Linked DNA regions of Homo sapiens: region 2 is linked to region 1. Evidence: read pairs that join two places in POLR2A ChIA-PET (ENCODE). Cell type or tissue: PC-9. All regions are shown on one strand.

Region 1 (8,000 bases):
TGCTGATTTGTTCTGTTCTAGTGGCACAATTTATAAAGAATGTTTCCCTTTTCAAACGTACTTCTCCCATCCAAGATTATAAGCACTTTAAACAAGTATCTTTGAAAAGATCTCACACAAGGCAACTCATATATAGTAACTATTACTGGTTGATGAACTGAATTTTAATAATTATTAGTTTCTTTTTAAATGAACTATTACCTCTGTTACATCCCAGTGGTGTAAAAATTGATCCAAATCTGTAAGGTAGAGAAGCACAGGGGAAAGCTGTGTCTGGATGACATGAGGAACTCCTCGAAGGCTCTGAAGCCAAGTCAACTCCTCTTTCGAAAACCCTAATTCAGGTAACAAAGAAAGCCAATTTAAAAAAACAAAAAACAAAAAACAATGACTTTCTTAAAAAACAGAGATGACATATGCCTTCAAGTGAACATTCTTTAAGCTACCTTGTTTTCTCTGAGCTTCTGCATTTCATGCTATATTTTAAAAAATAAAATGCTAGCAATGAAGACAGTTAAATTCATATAATTATATAAAAGATGTGATCAGACCCAATCTATAATATAGCAAGAAACAGGTTTTACCACTTCTACTAGGGTTTTGACAATTTTACTTAGAGTGAAAGGCATAATCTTTCCAATTAATGGTAGGTTTAAAAAAGCAAATGAGCAAGTAAAAGCAGTAATATACTCCTACATATATATCAAATGCTTTAGGTTCTTAGATAATAGACCTTCAAATGTTTCAAAACTACTCCATCCCCCTAGGTGTTTTTACTTTGACAATACATGTATAGTTCATTCAACAATTTCTAGTTCCCCTTACCACCTCTATTTACACTTGGCCTAACCTACACAAACAAGCTGCCAAAGTCACTCCTGAAAGGTAGTTCTCAAAATGATCAGAATACCACTGATGTGGCCCAACCCTATCTACCTTGATGTTCAAATCACTATACTTCTGTAAGCACTACCTAAAGAGGCATCATCTAGTTTGATAGCCATGTCATAGTACTGACTCCCAATGAGCTTTCTAAAATCACTAAAAACTTTCTGACAACTACTATTAAAACACACAGCCTCTCCCACCTCAAATGTATACATTCATAAATATACAGTAAACATATAGGAGCTTACATTTATCTTCTGAAGTATTTATCTTGCTAGATTCAGCATAGTATTGGATCTGTCAAGTTCTTTTTGGATCCTGACACTATATTAACTCTCCTAATTTCAAGTCTTCAGAAAATTTCAAAGAATCCTATCATTATCCAAGTATACAATGAAAATATTCAAATAATACATTTAAAATAATAGTAGTAGTACATCAAACTTAAAAATACAATAACATGACATTCAAATAATGCTCAGGGTTTTGATACTCATACTATAAGAGATTTAAAGACAAATCATCCATCCTCCTGCCTCAGAAGCCTAACAGTGTATGTAGGTTAGAAATATTCTTTCGATTTCCAGTTACTAATCACAAAAATCACTCCAAGATAGAATATTTATCATCTTCAAAACTGAACCAAACTGATAAAATGGCAAATCTTAGAAGGAGAATTGTGATTCATATTAGGTTTTTTCTTTTTTAATCTGGCAAGTGAATGTGGTTACCTGTAAGTGTGGAAAATAAGAAGCTGAAATAGTCTACATCACTCATCAACCAGTCTTTAGCTGAATACTTCCACCCAGAAAATGATGATCTATAAAAAACAAAGGGAGAACTATTACCAGAAGTGACCAACTTGACAGACTTGTCAAAGGTAGCACAGTATATAACCATTGTTCTTTACTGAAAACAAGTTTGATTTAGTAGCTTAAAATAAAACCCATAGTATGCCTTGTATTAATTTCATATCCAAGGGCTCAAGTACCCTAGTATGAAAGTTTGAAATTCAAACATATTAATACAAACTTTCATTAAAAAGCATACTTGATCAACATATATAGTACAACAGAAAATTTCCATCCCATCTGAAAATCAGACTCTAAGGAGCCAAGATGAAGTTTTGCTTTTCAGTAGTAGGTTCAGCTGCTATGTATTTACTATTTGATTTTTATAGTCTTACCCTCAGCAAATGAGTTATGTTTAAACAAGCTTCAGCTTCCTACATAACTAAGCAAAAGTATCTTAATTAGGCAAAGAAAACTTATCTTTAAAGCCACTATAAGGCAACTATGTGTTCTTATTCTTAGTAAAGTTGTAACTAGGTCTATTTCACAATAGTGCAGCTAAGGTATTGGCAGAGGACTCAAAAGGAATAGCTAAATGTAAAGCAGCTTCCCATTAAATGAGGATTATTTGGTTCCTCCTATGAGATCAGTTTCTAGTGTCTCCTTTAAAAATTCCCTTCAAGGTAAGGCTAGGAAGAAAACAGATGTCAGTCATGGGTATTGCAAAAAGGCTGAGAATAATCAGACAAACTTATACTAAAAATTTTTATCACAGACAACTGAATAAATATCAAACAAAATTAGGAACTTCTAATTCACCTATAAGTACTTAGTAATTTTTTTACTGTTATAATAATTGCATTTATATTTATTTATATATATATTTTTTGGGGGGATGGAGTTTCTCTTGTTGCCCAGGCTGGAGTGCAATGGCATGATCTCAGCTCACTGCAACCTCCACCTCCTGGGTTCAAACGACTCTCCTGCTTCAGCCTCCTGAGTAGCTGGGATTATAGACGTGCACCAACACACCCAGCTAATTTTTGTATTTTTAGTAGAGATGGGGTTTCACCATGTTGACCAGGCTGGTCTCAAACCCTTGACCTCAGGTGATCCACCTGCCTCGGTCTCCCAGAGTTCTGGGATTACAGTTGTGAGCCACTGCACCCAGCCTTATTAATATTCTTAAGGAGGGGACAGGCATAAAATAATGAAAACACTCTTCTTGAGTGTCATTCCCAGGTGATAAGCAAAGGTCTATGGGGACAATAGCACATGCTAAGGGGGTTATAAAAAGCACAGATGCTCAACACAAAGAAGTACAAAATAGTGGTTGAAAAACAAACTATTATCTTCTTGACCTCAATGAAAACAGGAAGCAATTGTGCCATCCAGTGGCCAAAAGGGGCAGCAAATTTATTTAACAGCCTATTTAAAATTCTGACCCTGTGAAAAGTGATAAATGACAAGCAATATATCATACTGTCTTTAAAACTATGAAAACCATATATACTTTCCAAGCCTGAACACTTCTGTGAGTAAAAGGGGGTGGCTGGCGCTGATTATGCTGGGCCAAAAGGAGTAAAATGGAACTGTTCCTGGCAGACCAGGTCATATGTTCACCCTATTTAAAACCCAAGCCAAACTTCTTGGTGCAAGCCAATTTCTCCTTCCTCAGAGATTTTACCTAACACCACGGAGCATCTTTCCGTATTTATGCTTTCTGTTTCCCCAATCTGGCTATAAATAAACTGGGGTAGAGGGGTAAGAACTGAGAAAAGGCCACTGGATATTATTATGAAACACCACAAGTAGAATGGTATGAGGAAAACATCAGATTGTAAAAAAACTATAACTGGTTGGTAAAAAGGTAGAGAGAGCAATTCTAAACACATTTTTTAAAAGCTGAGAGAAAATAAACATGAATGATTTCTAGCTGATGGGTTTTTAACACATGGAATCCTTGCTTAGGTGGTACATGTCCTGCCATTAGACAAATGCTTTAATAGAGACAGCAAGGTATCAGAACTACAAAAATTGAGCTAAACTTGATCTCACAGACCAATTAGTGTGACAAGATAAAAATCAGAAATGAGTAAAGGAGTATTGCAGAAAAATCAATCTGGCAACAGTATACAGGATGCATAGGACTGAGAAGCAACATTGTAAGAGTATAAGTGGGAAATAATTTAAAAGTTGACTATTTTATAGTCATGGTCAAGAAGAGGAGCTATTTTGAATAAAAAACTAAAGATATGAAGTAACCCAACATATGTCTGAATGAACTAACCGTCAGTCTTTTTTTTTAAAGATGGAGTCTCCTTCTGTCACCCAGGGTAGAGTGCAGCGGCATGATCTCAGCTCACTACAACCTCCGCCTCCTGGGTTCAAGCAATTCTCCTGCCTCAGCCTCCTGAGTAGCTGGGGTTACATGCATGAGCCGCCATGCCCAGCTAATTTTTGTATTTTTAATAGAGATGGGGTTTCACCACGTTGGCCAGGCTGGTCTCAAACTCCTGACCTCAAGTGATCTGCCTGCCTCAGCCTCTCATAGTGCTGGGATTTACAGGTATGAGCCACTGCGCCTGGCTAGTCTTATTATGACCCTATGAAAAGTGATAAAATGATGGTGCTATGGGCTCAAGAAGGCTGAAAAGTCCTAATTTTGTATTCTTTTTAAAAAGGGACTACTTTAGATGGGAATAATATACCTACATAGAGAGAAGTCTACTAATGGACTCTGTACAAATACTAAAAAGCAAAATTTAATTTGGTAGACTTTTAACTACAATGACAATCATTTAAATATGAGTCTGTATTATCAGTATTTGTAAAATTAATATATTTTCCCAATTCTCGCCACTCATCGCCACAAAAAGATAAAAGCAAAAAAACCCCAAGATTTTAAAATAATCCTTGACAAAAGTTATTAAACATAAGTGAACAGATGTTGATGAAGACATTAAATGCATCTTCCAAGGAGAATCAATTTCAAGAAACATTCAAGGGGTGATTTAACGGAACTGAATGTAAGTTATATCTAAGGAACAGAGTGCCCTCTACTGGAAGTCAAATAAAAAACAAGCTCTTAAGTTACGGAAAATTTTTTTTAAAAATTTAACTTTTAAAAGGCCTAGCATTTTGCTTACACAAAACAAAGTGCAGTTTTTTAATATCTAAAAAGAAAAAACATGGGAAACTAATCAATATTTAAAATTCTTAAAAAATATGTCCAGGCCCCTCTAATGTGCATATACAAGGAAGAAATAAACCTAAAATTTTTAAATACAAACAATATTTTATTTATATGTTTTTCTCTGTTTTGGTAAAAGGCAAGTTTATTGTCAGTTATGAAGCACACTTCCAGTGACCAGAGTCAAATATCTGTCCTATACTGGTATGAAGAAAGTCTATTAAAAGTAAGCTACTCTTACCTACCTGAGATAGGGGATCTATACAAGAAAAGTTTTCAACTACAGCCTAGATTTCTATTTCTGCCTAAAACCACATCAGACCCTACCCACAACCAGTAATACTGCTGAATACTAAAATACTATGACTGAAGATATATACATGAGGATACTTCCAACATGAGCAACATAAAACCTTTCAGAGTTTCAGAGTAAAATGGCACAGCCGCTATGGAAAATGGCATGTAGTGCTAGCTACTTTGGAGTCCAAGGAGGGAGGATCTCCTGAGCCCAAGAGTTCAAAGCTGCAGTGAGCTATGATCATGCCACTTGCACTCTAATCTGGGCAACAGAGTGAGAACTTGTCTCTTGAAATATTAAAACTTTCTTTTTTTTGAGACAGAGTCTCACTCTGTCGCCCAGATTGGAGTGCAGTGGTGCCATCTTGACTCACTGCAACCTCCACCTCCCGGGTTCAAGCAATTCTCCTGCCTCAGCCTCCTGAGTAGCTGGGACTATAGGCATGCACCATCATGCCCAGCTAATTTTTGTATTTATAGCAGAGATGGGGTTTCACCATGCTGGCCAGGCTGGTCTTGAACTTCTGACCTCGTGATCTGCCCACCTCGGCCTCCCAAAATGCTGGGATTACAGGCATGAGCCACTACGCCTGGCAAAACTTTTCAAGAAAGGTTAAAATGGTAAATTTTATGTTATGTTTATTATACCACCAGGAAAAAAAAAGTGAGAGATTACAAGTGATTCCTGGTCTCAGTCCACAAGCTTGTTTAATTCACCAGCTACATTAAATTCTGAGCTCTCTGAAGAAAAGGTCTATACTGCAATTCCATAACAACAAAGGTTTGAAGTACGACACCATCACCTACCAATAAATCCCTTACTACACACACTTTTGATAATTCTATTTCAACCCTTATTCCAAGCTATCTATAAAAGTCATTAAACAAGTAACTTGAAACAGTCTTACTCTTGTGAACTTACTCTACCTAGTGATATAGTTTTAATTGTTGCATTAAGAGTAAATGAAAGTAGTGTATGCGACTTCAAAAGGCTTCCGTAATTCACAAATTACCAGTAAAAGGGGAAAAAGATTATACACTTAAAATACAGCTCACTTGAGCATGCTACCTCATGTGCAGTATCCCGATAAGCATGGCAGCCAAACTTGAACTGAGTCTTCCCATAATACAGCAACGACTTAACCGAGAAAGCAAATCAGCCGGCAGACTGGGTAGGAAATATACAAGCTGAACCAAACGCTGCTGAGAGTCTGCAGGGAGAACCACCACAGCACCTTCTTGTGGATCTAGTGAGGTGGATAGACATATTAAAAACAACTATAAAAGACATGCAAACCAGAGATTAATAAAGCAGATCAATGACTTCCATTGAATTATGGGCTAACATTTTATGCTGAATTTTATGAATATCAATTACATAAAAGCATAATTATATTAATATCATAAAACACATATGTATGGCTTGTTAAGCTACTGCATAAAATAAAACACCAAACATAATTTAAAGATTTAATATACAAGTGTCTTGTTAGAAATAAAAACTTTCAGGGGGGTAATAAGGAAAAGAGATTGAATGCAAAGTAAACAAGCAATTTTGCTAAACAGTGACAATTACATCAACCTGACTTAAAGCAAAAGACTTTGTTTGCTGTGTGTATATATATATACCTACAGATATATGACCAATATTGAAAAATACATATTTAAAACTACAACCCACAAAAGGTGGAAACCACTCAAATGTTCATCACCAGACAAATGGATAAATACCAGTGACATATCCATACAACAAAATACTACTCAACAATAAAAAGGAATAAAGTATTGATACTTGTTACAACACGGACAAATCTTGAAAATATTATGCTAAGTGAAACAAGCCAGACACAAAAGGCCCCATGTTATGTAATTCCAAAATATCCATGATAGGCAAATCCATATAGACAGAAAGTAGATGAGTGATTTCCAGGGGCTGGGGGAAGAAAGGAATAAGGATGAACTTCCAATCAGTACAAGTTTCTTTCTGGGGTGATAAAAATGTTTTAGAATTAGACAGTGGTGATAGTTGCACAACCTTAGGAATATATTTTTTAAAATTCATTGAACTGTACATTGTAAAATGGTGAATTTTATAGTATGTGAATTATATTTCAATAATTATATGCATACATACATCCCAGTTATGTTTTAATAATTTTGCTTAAAATATTAGTTAAGTCAGTCCTAGATGAACAAAGAATATATGAAAGTCATACGAGATATTCACTATGATTAAATAAGTAATAAAGATATGTCTTGCCATCAGAGCTTCAAAGGAATTTTTAAGTATCAGATTAGTTTTGAATTTATGAATAGCAAGTGGTTTGAAAGACAATTTAAGAATGCAATAAGCATCAACAATCATTAACCTTCTATATTCTAATAAATATTGAAAATGAATTTACTGTATGATGTTTTGTTCTGGCAATTTAACCATGGTATTACTAATTCAGACTAAGGGAAAGGCAAAATTACAGAGCTCCCCTTAAAAACTTCTTTTGTATATCAGGGTGGATCAATGACTACCCATACCATTAAACAAATGAACTCTTACCATAAATTCGGAGGGCAGTAGCTTGTAAACTTTTTAGTAATTCTTTATTTGCTCGTGCTGCAGCGGTATGAATGATATCGATAAGCTGTGTAGAGAGCTCAGGATTTCGGGAGCCAAGATGAGCAAGTTGCAATGGTAAGCCAGCCAGCCAACGGGATAACACTTTACTACGATATCTTAGAAAGGCCAAAGAAGAATAAAATGTAATACTCAAAGACAAGGGAAATAAATTTAAACAAAAAAAAAATTTTTTTTTAACTTAAATATATCACAAAGT
Region 2 (8,000 bases), 210 kb before region 1:
ACCAACTGCTCAGTGAATTCATTCACTTTAGCATTTTCTGTTTTCCCCTCTCTGTTTCCATGGAGAAGTATGTCAGTGATGTGTTTGACTCCATGGAAACAGATGAGTGTCTCTTTCTACATACACAACGAATTAAATCGAACACTTTCTGTGCTGCCCATTGTCCTGGAGGAGGACTGGAGAGGCCTTCTCTGAATGAAACATCATTTCAGTAGCAATTCTTAGTGTTTAACCTAATACAGTGGATTAATGTTTTACCATAACTTACTGCTTCTAGATTCAGATGTATTAGGGCTTACTTCTGAGCCTTAAAATATAAACATACATAGTAAAATCTGAATATGCTATGGTTCTCATTTATAGATATTTAGCTTTTTCTCTTAACACCAAACTCAAATAATTTGAATGAATACTAGAAATGTAATTGAGAACAGAATTTAGTAGATTCATTTTAATACTATACAGTGTAGTATTGGTAGAAAAAAGTATAGATTTTAGAGTCAGATAAACCTGAGTTTTAAGTTCTAACTGTTATTTATTAGTAGTAATATCTTGGCTAAGCCATTTAATTTTTAAGCCTCAGTTTCCTCATCCGTAAACTATAGATTATAATATTTCACTTGTGTGAGAGTTAAATGAAATAATGACAGTAAAATATCTAGCATGGTACTTGACACATAGTAGACAATAAGTTAATATCCTATTACTGTTATTGTTATGTCAGCTTAGACTAAAATAATCAAGTTTTTCATAGCTTCAGATGTCTCAATATGAAAGAGCACTAAATGCAACAAAGATTAATATTGTGGGTTTTTTGTGAAAACTAAACAAAATAATTTGTAAATATGCATGGTGTGTAATGATCAATGTTGTCATTACTGCCAATAATATTTGAGGTCGCTTGCAGTGGTATCGTGACCAGGAAGCACCATTCTGATTCTACTACAACTTTTGTTTCACTGTCCATGTTCTGAGCAGCATAATCTCTCTAAATCATTTCCTCTACTTGTTTATTTATTTATTTATTTTTGAGATGGAGTTTCACTCTTGTTGCCCAGGCTGGAGTGCAATGGCGTGATCTCGGCTCACCACAACCTCTGCCTCCCTGGTTCAAGTGATTCTCCTGCCTCAGCCTCCCAAGTAACTGGGATTACAGGCATGTGCCACCATGCCCGGCTAATTTGTTGTATTTTTAGTAGAGACGGGGTTTCTCCATGTTGGTCAGGCTGGTCTCGAACTCCCGACCTCAAGTGATCCGCCCGCCTCGGCCTCCCGAAGTGCTGGGATTACAAGCCTGAGCCACTGCGCCCGGCCTCTACTTGTTTTTAACATCTTCTGACACAGTATTTAGATACGGAAGTGAGCCTCATAAATGACAGAGTAGAGGTACTATTTCAGGTTACTTCTTCCCTTACCTCAATCCCTACCTTAAAAGCTAGAGTCATTAAATGTTTTTAAAATGCTTGCCTACATGCAAATGTGTTTATAAATATACTTAAATGTTTATGCATCCATCCTAACAATAGTAATAAAATTAGCTAACATTTATAAAGTTATGTTTTATGTGCCAGCCACTGTATTGTTTGGCAACTCATTAACTTAACAGTGAAATAATATGAAGAGTTTGGGGTATTAGTATTACCCTCATTTTTAAATAAGGAAATTGAGATGCAGAGAGGTTAAGTAACTTGTCTAAGAAGTATCAGAACTGAGATTAAAGCCAAGAAGTCTGATTCCAGAGTCCATTCTTTTAACTGCTAAAGTATGGGACCTCAATGTATGGGTAGATATTTTTGTACACACGTGCACTTTCATATGTATAAATAAATAGGAATGAGAAAGATAAGAAAGAAAGAACCGATTAGGTGTGAACCTTGCATGATGAAATGAATGATTATCTAGATGGGATTTTTCTTAACATTTTTGTGCTATGGGCCCTTCTGGCAATCTGGTAAGCTTCTGGACTCCTCAGAACAAAAATATATGTATATTTTTAAGAGCTGAAATGCAATATAGAGGATTACAAAGGAAACCAGTTATATTGAAATATCAAATATTTTTAAGTTGAGACATAACAATATTCTGCCATAATTTTTTATGAATGTATTAAATAGCAAGGTGTTGGGGCAAGTCTTACAGCTATGATAATTTTGAAATAGCAGTGAGTGAAAATGATATTTTAACATACCTGCACAAATTATAAGTTATAGAAATATTTTATAAAATCTCAAGTCCTCTCAAAATACAGTATGTCTCATGTTATTATTATTCTCATTTTGCATGTTAGGACACTGAGACTCAGAAGTTGAGAAATTTAGTTGCACAGTTAATAACTGGCAAAGTTGAGCCTCAAACCAAATTATCTGATGATGAATCCTATGTTCTTTCCATTGTTCCCATGTTGTCACTCTATAACAATAAGCAGAGATTTTTTAATGACAGCAAAATGCCTTCCCAAGATTGTAACAGTATAAAATATGTAAAGTAAGAAGTGGGTGAAATCAGATGAAATAAATACATCTTGGATGCCATGCAAATATAACATTTTAGAACAAGCAAATAAGATACAAATAGAGACTACTCTTGTTACTTGTATTGGGCATTGTGTTGCTGTAGCTATTGTGCGGACTAGCACAACTATAACTGCAAGTGACAGTCATTTCCTCTAACTGCTAGAGTTGGCGCTCTGGTTTCTGCACATACCAGCCCATTAACCATATGTACTCTTATGCTTCCACAAGCCTTAAAATAACTGAATGCGGTAGAGCAGTGGCTTTCCAGTCATGCTTCCAGCTCAGCTTTCTGGACTGTGTTGAGACAGAGCACAGGCAGAATGCCAGCCACGTTGAGCAAGCACCAATTGGTCATGGATTAGAGGCCATCTCCACAGTTGCCAGAATAATTAGCACAACACAGCACAGTAGCCAGCTGCTTTCTATATTAACTGTTCCTGACAGGAATGCAAATTTAAATGCACTGCCATCCAGTGAATATTAGTTTACATCATAAGCTCTACGTTTGTACAACATGTTACAATTACCAAATATTTCCAAACAATACATTGTTTTATTGGATCATCAAACAAGTTGCGGTGTAGATTGGACAAGTATTAGCTGAATGTTATAAGTGAGGAAACTAAGGAAGAGAGTAGGGTGGATAGATAAAGGCACAGACCTCGCTCAGTTACTGGCCAGGAAGCCCAGAACCTAATGGTACCCTCATTATTCAGAAACTAGCCATGAAGCCACTGTCCCCCTAGAGCTACTCAAGACAGGACCTAAGTGAGGTTGAATGCTGCTTTTTCTAATCATTTAGGGGATATATACTTTCTTTCTTTCTTTCTTTCTTTTTTTGAGACAGAGTCTCACTCTGTCACCCAGGCTGGAGTGCAGTGGTGCAATCTCTGCCTTCCGGGTTCAAGTGATTCTCCTGCTTCAGCCTCCCGAGTACCTGGGACCACAGGTACATGCCACCATGCTCAGCTAATTTTTGTATTTTTAGTAGAGACAGGGTTTTGCTATGTTGGCCAGACTGGTCTCGAACTCCTGACCTCAGGTGATCCACCCGCCTCAGCCTCCCAAAGTGCTGGGATTACAGGCATGAGCCACCACGCCCAGCCGGGGGATATATACTTTCAATTTCCTCAAATAGACAAATTTTGCCTTATAGGCACAAAATATTGGATTGTGGTGACATAACCCAATAACATCTTCTCTTCTGGGAAATACATATATCGGTTACAAAGAAACAATGTATGTCAGGGAACAAAGAGAAGGCTTGAAGTTTCCCTGTATCTTATATAAGACTTAGGAAGATGACAGGATTGACCTAAAGTTCTGTGTCCTTGAAGGTGAGTTGCCTATTAACCCCATGATGCTGACTCTGCTTTGACCCTGAGGAGCCTAATCAATTAGGACAGGGGTGTTCAAGCTTTTGGCTTTCCTGGGTATTGGAAGAAGAATTGTCTTGGGCTACACATAAAATACACTAACACTAACAATAGCTGATGAGCTAAAAAAAAAAAAAATCGCAAAAAAAAAAATCTCATAATGTTTTAAGAAAAATTATAAATTTGTGTTGGGCAGCATTAAAAGCCTTCCTGGGCTACATGTGGCCCACAGGCCACAGGTTGGATAAGCTCGAGTTAGGATTATCCCAGAATGTGAGATGGCCTCTGTTTCTCAGCACTTACTCTTGTGACCATAGTTCCTAATCCTCTCCTTTACTAAAGCTTCTAAGGAGGAATGTCTCTCTAGGCAGAAAGTGTAAATGAATTACTGTTATCTTGCTAATACTAGCTACTACTATCTTTGCTTAACCTAACAAGATGCCAGTAGAGACTGCCCTTTAATCATGAAAGACAACTAGAGACTAGTCTCATTATGGCATATTCTCTATAAGTATCACTGACTCCAGAAGGACTCAAACTGATAAAAGGAACATGCTCTTATACTACATTTTAGTTCTGTTAATGAGTTTCAGTTTAAATAAATCTTTATCTATAAATACAGTGATAGAATCTTTGGAATCTTCTAGATTAGATATTGAAGGCTCTAGTACAAAGAATATACTGTTGTACTACACAGAGTCTTGTGCATAAGGGCTTCTGTTATTATATGTGTTGAATCCAATGCAAAATTTGCCTCCATCTTCAAAAAAGTTCTGAAAAAGAATATCTGCCTCCTCTAGGAGTTACACACAACCTGAATACATCTGTAAGGCTCTTTCAAATTTCCAGAGCAATGACCTTTCTTGCTTTTTACCAGCGAAGTAAATTGCTGAAAAGCTAGGAAGTCTTTCTGGGTTCCAGCGTATCCAAGATTAAAATATATGTCGAAGTATTGCAAACTAAAACAGTAGCTTAGTTTCATGCCCAAAACAACCCAGGCATTTATCTGGTGTCTTTTTTGTTTGTTTGTTTGTTTGTTTGTTTGTTTGTTTTAGTTTTAATTGATACATACTAATTGTATGTGTTTATGGGGGTGGAGTGTGATGTTATAATACATGTATAGATTGTGTAATGATCAAATGATGATATTTAGCATATGCATTAACTCAAACATTTATCATTTCTCTGTGGTGAGAGCATTCAAAATTCTAGCTATTTTGAAATATGCAATACAGTATTGTTAACTATAGTCACCCTACTGTGCAATAGAACACCAAAACTTATTCCTTATATCTAACTGTACCCATTGACATTTCTAGCATTCTATTTTCCAAAGAAAACACTTTCATTTTGTCTATTCACTTCCTCCATTAGCACAGTTCAGGCCAAGATACCTTGGAAGTAACTGGCTTCCCTCTTGTTCAACCCAGATGTAATTACCCTCAGCTAGTAAGAGATGAATACTTGATGATTATCTGTAACAAAAGTGGCAACATTTTTTTCACTTACAATACATAGCTGGAGCCATGGCATCTTTTGTAGTTATTGTTTTTAACTAAAATTTATTGAGGTATATAATACAGTAAATTTCACCCTTGTTCGTATACAGTTATTTAATTTTGAGAAATATATAATCATGTGATCACCATGACCATCAAGATAAAGAACAATTCTATCATGCCCCAAAATGTTAGAACTGTGTCCTTTTATAGCCAGTTTCTCCCCACATTCCACATATTCCAGTCCCTGGTAACCACTGGTCTGTTTTCTGTCTCTATAGTTTTAACTTTTCCACAATCCTATGCCAATGTGTCACATGATATATATGCCCTTTGAGGCAGATTTCTTTCTTTTTTTTTTTTTTTTTTTTTTTTTTTTGAGACAGAGTCTCACTTTGTCTCCCAGGCTGAAGAGCAGTGGTACAATCATGACTCACTGCAGCCTCAACCTCCTAGGCTCAAGCGATCCTCCCACCTCAGCCTCCTGAGTAGCTGGGACTACAGGCATGTTCCACCATGCCCAGCTAAGTGTGTGTGTGTGTTTTGTAGAGATGGGGTTTTGCCATGTTGCCCAGGCTGGTCTCAAACTCCAGGCTTCAAGGGATCTTCCCCCCATCAGCCTCCCAAAGTGCTGGGATTATGGGCGTGAGCCACTGTGCCTGGTGAAGTGGATTTCTTTCACTTGACATAAGGCATTTGAGAATTTTCCATGTTGTTGAGTGGATCAGTAGTTCATTCCTTTTTATTAGTGAGCTATATTCCATTTTATGGATGTACTGCAGATTATTTTCTCATTTTGCAGTTTAAGGACAATTGGGATGTTTCCAGTGTTTAGCAATTATGAATAATGCTGCCGTAAATATTCACATACAAGTTTTTATATTAACTTAAACTTTCATGCTTTTATTTCTCCTGAGTAAACACTTAAGTGAAAAATTATTAGGCCATAATTATTAGGCTACAGTTTTAATAGTAGCTATACCATTTTGCATTTCTACCAACAATGGCTGAGAATTCTATTAATAGTTCTACAACTAGGTTCTACATCCTTAACAGCATTTGGTATTGTGAAGTTTGCTTTTGATTGTTTTCATTTTAGCCATTCTAATAGATGTGCAGTGGTATCGCATTATAGGTTAAGTTTACATTTCCCTGTGTGTTAATGATGTTGAGAGTCTTTTCATATGCTTATTTAGTGAAATGTCTATTAAAACCTTTTGGCCACCGTTTAATTTCTCTTTTTTTATTTTATTTTTATTTTATATATATATATTTTTATTATACTTTAAGTTCTAGGGTACATGTGCACAACGTGCAGGTTTGTTACATATGTATACATGTGCCATCTTGGTGTGCTGCACCCATTAACTCGTCATTTACATTAGGTATATCTCCTAATGCTATGCCTCCCCCGTCCCCCGACCCCACAACAGGCCCCAGTGTGTGATGTTCCCCTTCCTGTGTCCAAGTGTTCTCATTGTTCAGTTCCCACCTATGAGTGAGAACATGCAGTATTTGGTTTTTTGTCTTTGCTGAGAATGATGGTTTCCAGCTTCATCCATGTCCCTACAAAGGACATGAACTCATCATTTTTTATGGCTGCATAGTATTCCATGGTGTATATGTGCCACATTTTCTTAATCCAGTCTGTCATTATTGGACATTTGGGTTGGTTCCAAGTCTTTGCTATTGTGAGTAGTGCCACAGTAAACATACATTGTGCATGTGTCTTTATAGCAGCATGATTTATAATCCTTTGGGTATACACCCAGTAATGGGATGGCTGGGTCAAATGGTATTTCTAGTTCTAGATCCCTCAGGAATCGCCACACTGTCTTCCACAATGGTTGAACTAGTTTACAGTCCCACCAACAGTGTAAAAGTGTTCCTATTTCTCCACATCCTCTCCAGCACCTGTTGTTTCCTGACTTTTTAATGATCGCCATTCTAACTGGTGTGAGATGATATCTCATTGTGGTTTTGATTTGCATTTCTCTGATGGCCAGTGGTGATGAGCATTTTTTCATGTGTCTGTTGGCTTTTAATTTCTTTTCTTTCTTTTTTTTCTTTTTTTTTTTTTTGAGACAGGGTCATACTCTGTCACCTAAGCTGGAGTGCAGTGGTGCAATCTCGGCTCCCTGCAACCTCCGCCTCCCGGGTTTAAGTGATTCTCATGCCTCAGCCTCCTAAGTAGCTGGGATTACAGACATGAGTCCAGCCACTGCACCTGGCTAATTTTTATATTTTTAGTAGAGATGGGGTTTTGCCATGTTGCCTAGGCTGGTCTCAAACTCCTAGACTCAAGCAATCTACCTGCCTCTGCCTCCCAAAGTGCTGGGATTACAGGTGTGAGCACTGCACCCAGCCTAAGTTTCATTATCCATCTTATTATTCTATTGTAAAAGTTTTTATTTATTCTGGAATAAAAGGCCTTATCAAATATGTGTTTTGCAAATATTTCCTCCCAATTTGTGGCTTTTTAAAAATTTTTCTTAATTGTGTTTTCAAACACAATTTCTTTATTTGGATGAAATCTAATTTATTAATTTTTATGGATTATTCTTTTGTATCATATCTAAGAAATCTCTGCCTAACACAAAATCAGGAAGATT

Evidence for each region. Peaks named below come from ENCODE experiments on the same cell type or tissue, not always from the same donor. Only the 100,000 strongest peaks of a DNase experiment are listed, where the experiment ranks them.
Region 2: POLR2A ChIA-PET joins it to region 1 with 12 read pairs; 4 of 35 experiments call an interaction of 5 or more read pairs at or near these places.

The regions. Positions count from the first base shown.
Region 1 is chr9:100,320,064-100,328,063 of GRCh38, forward strand. TEX10 (testis expressed 10) reads right to left here. Exons shown (of 15, transcript NM_017746.4): 8 at 7,724-7,899; 9 at 6,239-6,416; 10 at 1,620-1,708; 11 at 202-335. Among named protein-coding and RNA genes, the nearest start is that of TEX10, 29 kb to the right of the region's middle. In PC-9, CTCF peaks have their summits at 3,083 (motif pointing left), 3,284 and 4,679; a DNase peak (open chromatin) is centred at 4,718.
Region 2 is chr9:100,108,653-100,116,652 of GRCh38, forward strand. The region is part of intron 2 of INVS (inversin); the gene reads left to right. Among named protein-coding and RNA genes, the nearest start is that of INVS, 13 kb to the left of the region's middle. In PC-9, no CTCF peak of the experiment used is centred here; no DNase peak of the experiment used is centred here.